2 separate regions of the Homo sapiens genome follow, and region 1 is linked to region 2. A link is a contact called in ENCODE Hi-C or POLR2A ChIA-PET data. All regions are on one chromosome and are shown on one strand. Each heading gives the region's core, a stretch centred on a gene start or an enhancer-like site at or near the end of the contact. The rest is flanking DNA. Distances are from core to core; before and after follow the strand shown.

What was found. Hi-C counts contacts between places; a loop is a spot of excess contacts on that map. ChIA-PET counts read pairs that join two places held with the same protein, here RNA polymerase II (POLR2A). Pooled maps may share reads with other maps.
Region 1: a map of CD8-positive, alpha-beta T cell shows a loop between it and region 2 (22-fold over the local background). The contact joins the promoter of DYRK1A here to the promoter of RUNX1 in region 2. A Hi-C loop is called at or near these places in 1 of 168 maps with a recorded cell type or tissue (CD8-positive, alpha-beta T cell) and 7 of 50 pooled maps. POLR2A ChIA-PET finds 5 or more read pairs at or near these places in 1 of 52 experiments (OCI-LY7).

What each region holds. Positions count from the first base shown.
Region 1 is chr21:37,364,824-37,368,076 of GRCh38, forward strand. It overlaps DYRK1A (dual specificity tyrosine phosphorylation regulated kinase 1A), which reads left to right and starts at 1,950. Exons shown (of 12, transcript NM_001347721.2): 1 at 1,950-2,805. RefSeq lists enhancers at 486-1,411, 943-1,022, 2,336-3,253 and silencers at 1,163-1,342, 1,373-1,682, 2,263-2,412, 2,603-2,682, 2,923-3,062 and 1 more.
Region 2 is chr21:35,047,696-35,050,709 of GRCh38, forward strand. RUNX1 (RUNX family transcription factor 1) reads right to left here and starts at 1,607. Exons shown (of 9, transcript NM_001754.5): 1 at 1,473-1,607; 2 at 1,147-1,263. The coding sequence starts at 1,204. RefSeq lists enhancers at 830-969, 1,330-1,449.

The sequences.
Region 1 (3,253 bases), core at 700-3,199, 2.3 Mb after region 2:
GAAGAAGTTGGTTGTATAGGTGGAAGCTTGAGCTTGGGAGGAACCAGGTAGGGACCTCTCCTCTGAATAAGGGGCGCTCTGGGCCACTTCCTCTTTCTTCAAAACAATTAAGTTGACCGTGGACCTTAATCACACTAGCAGGGCAATTTTGAAACAATAATCCGAAAGAACTTTTGCCAGCTACGGCAACTTTTTTATATCATGGAGATCAGCCTGAAAGCAAGCTATTTGCCCGACCACTTTTTGACCAATTTATTTTCGGTTTAGTCAGGTTTCTTCCAAGTCTGTGCTAATCTGAATGGTTACCTTAGTAATTACTTTTTGACTAATTTATTTTCGGTTTAGTCGGATTTCTTTCAAAGTCTGTGCTAATCTGAATGGTTACCTTAGTATATCAATGTCCTAGTAACTGTAGCAAGGACATTTTTGCTGGAAATCATTTAAAGCAGGTGTATTTGAGTCATGTAGCATAGACAGCGGCATTTACTGCGAGTTTTTTACATCTAATATTGTTTATAAGATTTTATCTGTTGTCACATTTGTGAAATTTATGAAAAAAATTGGTTACGAACACTATCACAAGGTGGCAAAATCAAGCTTAGAAATCAATTAGTGACTCTGCTGTAAAATAGTATATATATACACACACACTCTTTTTAGGTATACATTTATTAAATGCCATTAGAGTTGGTACAAAATACAATTTTTAGCTGGTGGCTCTCTACCGATTACAACGCAGCCAGCACAGCATACTTGGGTTTTCAAGCCTCGGGAGCTCACCCAGCAATACATAGCTAGGGAGAAGGGGTAGGGAGAATAAAAATCAGCGAAAGCCAGGATATTAATAAAGAGTTTTGATGGTTAAGGACAAGCAGGCGAATTAAGACTCTGGAAACCGAGAAGGTGTATAGAAAAGAAAACCAGAGAGCTGGACGACAAGGACACAGTAACAGCACAAGGGGATTCATCTAAAGGGCATTCCGATGGAGCAGGCAGGCTGCGCCCCGAAAGGTGGGGAGAGGTTGGAAGCAGATGGGCAGGCACAGGCGAGCGTGCACTGCCTGAAAAAGTTTTCATGATGGCTCCAGCCTAATTTCCCAACGCTGGTCTCGGGCGCCACAAAACCTGGGCGGCCCGACCGGAGCCAGGTGCCAGCCTCAGGGCCGCCGGGCCCGGCGCAGCGTCCGGAATTCCTGCGATGTCTGGGGCGCGGCGGTGGCTCCTCCCCGCCCCCACCACGGCCTCCGCCGGCATTTTCCGGCTAGGAGGCCCGCCAGCCCTTCGAAGAACCGGCTCCACGCGCGGACGGTCGCGGCCGCCGCGCTTCCCGGGGAGAGAGGCGAGCGCGGCGCCCGGACCGCGGTGAGAGCCCTCCAGGCCCGGGCGCGCGGGGTGGGCTTCCCGGGTCCCCGCCCGAAGGCCGCGGCGCCCCTCCTCCTCCCCCTCCCCCGCCCGGGGCAGCCCGCCCCTCCCCCCGGCGCGGGCGGGGCTGCGGGCGCCGACGCGGAAGCGCGGGGCGCTAGGGCTGCGGGGGCGGCGGCGCGGGAGGCCGCGCGCGCTCCCCGGGCCGCAGTCGGCGCGGGCGCGGGGCGGGGCGGGGCGGCCGGGAGGCGGCGGGCGATCGCGCACAGGCCTGGCCGCCGCCTCGCCCCCCCTTCCCCAGCCCCTACCCTCCCTCGGCCTAGCCGTCCCCCTCCTCTCCCCTCCCCCGGGCGAATCACGCGCCCTCCTCTGACACTCGTAGCGGACCCGAGCTCCGAATTTATCCTTCACGTGACCTGAGGGGGTTGGGTGGTTGGCTGGGGACAGAGGGGGAGACGGAAAGGAGGGAACGGAATCTGCCGTTACCTGAGCAACAGGCCCCGCCCGCCGGCTCGGGGCTGGGGGGCGGGAGGAGGACGTCAGCACGTCAGCCGGGGTTTTGCGTTTTGATTGACAGTTGCTATAGCGACCGGGTCGGTCCGTCGCCATTTTGTTGGTTGGTTTTTTTTTAAACCCTTTCGCTTCCCGCCCGAATAATAATAAAAAGCCCCATTGGAGTGAGGCGGGGGTGGCGGCGGCAACCGCGGCGGGGGTATCCGGGGAGACTGCTGCTGTCGCTGCTGCTGATCGCGGCCCAGGTCGGCCTCAGAGAGCGGACACCCCGAGCGGGGGGTGCGGGCGCCGCCGCCGCCGCTTCTGCTGCTGCTGTTCCTGCTGCTGCTGTTGGTGCCGCTGCCGCCGCCGGCGAGCAGGCGGGACCGGTGTGAGTGCGAGTGTGTGTGCGAGGGAGCGTGTGCGAGGGCGATTGTGCGCGCGAGTGTGCGGGTGTGTGCGAGTGTCTGTCTGTCTGTGCGGGGACTCGGGGGCGGGCGGTTCGGGCTCTCCTGGCGGAGGAGCCGCCGCCGCCGCCCGGGCCCCGGCGCTTCTCGCTGCGCAGGTTCGGAGCGCGCGCCATTTTGTGAGATTTACAAAATCCTCCTCGGGAAGAAGCCGCCGGCAGCAGCCGCCGCTCGGCGCCCGGCCTCGCCGACGCCGCCCTCTGCGCCGGGCCGGCCGTGCGGCCCCGCCGCCTGGAATCGGGGCCCGGGGACTGCGGTATTTGCCGGGGAGGGGGCTGTCGCCTCCCCGGCCCCGGGCGCCGCTGGAACCGCGAGCCGAGGAGAGACTGAGCAGGCTGCGGCGCGGCCAGGAGCCGGAGCGCCGGGGGCGGAGAGAGGCTGCCGGGGCGGCGCTGGCTGCGGAGGCCGCGGCGGGAGCGCGGCGCGGGAGCCCGAGGCTGAGACTCACCGGAGGAAGCGGCGCGAGCGCCCCGCCATCGTCCCGGTGAGTGTCCGGCCCGGCCGCGGCCCCGCCCGGCCTGGCGCTCGGCTCCCCCGGCGGCCCGCAGCCGGGCCGGAGCCGAGGCCGGCCGGGCGGAGGGAGGGACCTGCCATTTTAGGAGGAGGCGCCGCGGGCCCAGGGCCGGCCGCCGGGGGAGGGAGCCTCAGGCCGGGTCCCGGAGGAGCGGCGGGCGCGAGCGGAGGGAAAGTTGCGGAGGGTGGGAGCGGGGGCCGCGGCCTCCCGGGAGCCGGGGCCTGGGGGGCCGTAGACAGCGCCAGACCTTCACTGGCCGCCCGAGCGAAGGGGTGGAGGTTGTCTTCCTCCTCCTCCTCCTCCTCTTCCTCCTCATCCTCTTCCCCCAGCTCCTCCCTCGTCCCTCCTCTCGGTCCCCACCAGTGTGGGAACCGCCGGGGTGATTCGCAAGGACAATGCACGGGTTAAGAAAATGGGG
Region 2 (3,014 bases), core at 357-2,856:
CCCTGCTCACTTAGCTGTATGAATAAATAATGAGTCACAGATACAATTTGGGTGCTCAAGAGAGTTTGTAGCCAGAAAATTAATTATTCTCCCATCCCAGCCCACTCCATCTCAGCTTTGCCAAACCATCAAGATACACTTTGCAGGCACTGGTCAGAGTGCGTGCCCCGACGCACACGGCAATGCCTTTGAGACATTTTATGTTATTATTTTTGTTTGTTTAAGCACAGCCCTCTTTTACCACGAAAGATACACAAGACGCACATGCACACACATACTCACACACTCACAGCTCAACCACAGCTTTGTCCATTTCAAGAGGCTGGTTTCAAAAATGGAGACAGGTTTTCCACCCTGGCTGTTCCTATTCATAAGCCTGTAATCTAACGACTTAAGCTGCGAGAATGCTTAACTCGGGAAACTTCTCTATTGCCCTTTTCCAGAGAGACCTCGGTATGCCACAATTTGCTTCCTTTCTCTCTTGAAAGATGCTGGTTGTCTCTTTGCATTGAGGCTACAAGGAAAAACACAGCACAGCCCCATGCTGATGATTTTAACCTAACCAAGTCTGTCAGTCTCCTGTACTCTCTGCCTTATAGAGACAGCTGCCTTGCCACTTTGGCCCTGAAGTCCCCAGGCTGGTGCAAGGCTATCTGAGAGCCTCCGCCTCCTGCCCCACACTGGCACCAGCCCTCCTGGCTGGCTCTGTGCATGTGCCTGCTAAGCCCCAGGGCAGGCTGCATTCTGGGCCACACAGCATGCCGAGTTAAGGATAACTCAGACACAGGCATTCCGGGCAAGGGACAGCAAAATAAAACCCAGGGAGCTTCGTGCAAGCTTCATAATCTCTAAGCCTTTAAACAAGACCAGCACAACTTACTCGCACTTGACAAAGTTCTCACGCACCGACTGAACACTCCAACAGCATAACTAAGTATTTATTAAAACATTTCTGAAGAGCTTCCATCTGATTAGTAAGTAATCCAATAGACTTGTAATCATATGCCTCAGTTTGAATTCCTCTCACAAACAAGACAGGGAACTGGCAGGCACCGAGGCATCTCTGCACCGAGGTGAAACAAGCTGCCATTTCATTACAGGCAAAGCTGAGCAAAAGTAGATATTACAAGACCAGCATGTACTCACCTCTCATGAAGCACTGTGGGTACGAAGGAAATGACTCAAATATGCTGTCTGAAGCCATCGCTTCCTCCTGAAAATGCACCCTCTTCTGAAGGCGGGGGACTCAATGATTTCTTTTACCTTCGGAGCGAAAACCAAGACAGGTCACTGTTTCAGCCTCACCCCTCTAGCCCTACATCTCTCTTTCTTCTCCCCTCTGCTGGATACCTCTGGGACTCCCCAAGCCCTATTAAAAAATGCACCTTTGTAAAAACAAATATTCAAATTGTTAAAGATTAAAAAAAAAAAAAAAGCCAGCGCCGCCTTGGCTGTGGGTTGGTGATGCTCACCACGCTGCGAAACCCTGTGGTTTGCATTCAGTGTGATTCGTCCTGCCTGCTGACCACTATGCTGGGTTCAGACTTCTGACACTGCCAGGCTACCCAACTTGTGGTTCTGTGGTTGTTTATGAGGCCCAAAGAAGTTTTCACACAACCCAAATTACAAATTTAACTGTTCCCCTTTCCACAGCCCATCTCAATTGGTTCTTGCCAATCATGTGACTTAAGTGATGTCAATTTTTTTTTTTCTTTTCTGAGCAATGCCCTTCCTTCCCTCCACCTGCCCTCCCCCAGGCTGTGCAAGAAAATAGCCGAGTAGACTTTGCAAGAGGGGGGGATGTAGAAAAAAGTGACTCAGTCACTTATTATATCTCAATGGTCTTTGCTGATTTAGTACAACTCGGCTCCTGTTGTTATTTGTGGTTTTTGGAACTACTGATTATTTTGATAAAGATTTCATTGCTGCTTATTCAATAGTAATTCAACGCTGGCATCAAGCCGCTGCTCCGACAGGATGTGGATCCCATCATTTAAAATGCTAGGCATCAGCTCCGGGAGAGTTAAGTCCTTGGTAACGTCTATCATGGCATAAGTGAAACTATAAAAGGGAAAAATAAATAAAAAGAAATGTTTTGGTGAGAGTCTGACCCCTACAACGGGCTGGCAACTCACAGGTATTTTAAAGCCTGGGAAAGGGAAAGAATTTTACTTTTGAAATAAAAGGACTGTTTTAATGAAACCAAAATTATGTGGTTTTATTCCCCCTAAATGGACAACTTTAGTATGTATCTCTTTCAGTAAAGAGATAAAATCATAGTACAGTCTTAACACACACACACACACACACACACACACACACACACACACAAATTAGGAAGCTAAAGGAAAACAAAGCAGAGAGAATTTCTGTATTTGGGACAAAGCAGTGGTTACTCTGCAGATGTTTATTTGTATTGTCACTTGGGAAAGCTCCCTGTATTGCCTTTCTCTAGTTCAATTCAAATCAATAGGCTAATTTACACCTGTAGGTAAAACTACACTTTGAGCACATGAGGATGCCACAATAGAAGGGGAACCAGGAGGAGACACTTCTCCTGGGGCTGACTAATGAATATTATATAGCGCGTCCTCTACCTTAGAAAGACATGCCTGTTTGAAGATGCTAAAAACAGGATAATTTTGTAAGTGGGCAAACCACTGTGGTCACACGTATTTCATTTTCCGGCCCCACTGGCTTTACCTGCTGACAACTAAAACGTCATTTTGTTTTGTAGTTCCAAGATGAAGAAAGGCTTATTTTCCTGATTTACTACCTTATTCATTTGGCTCTGCTCTGCCTACATCCGCCATAGCACTCTGCGCACGTGAAATTTCGACACATAGGGTCAAGAGAACCTGTGTGATGATGGGTTGTAAATGCCAGTCCTGGATTCTAAGCTGCAGTAGCCAGCACAGGCACTTCAGAAAGGCTGAACTCCCACAACACTCCCTCGGTTTTCCCTCATCCACTTAATTTCACACACACAAAGACCCACAACGATAGTAGCTTCC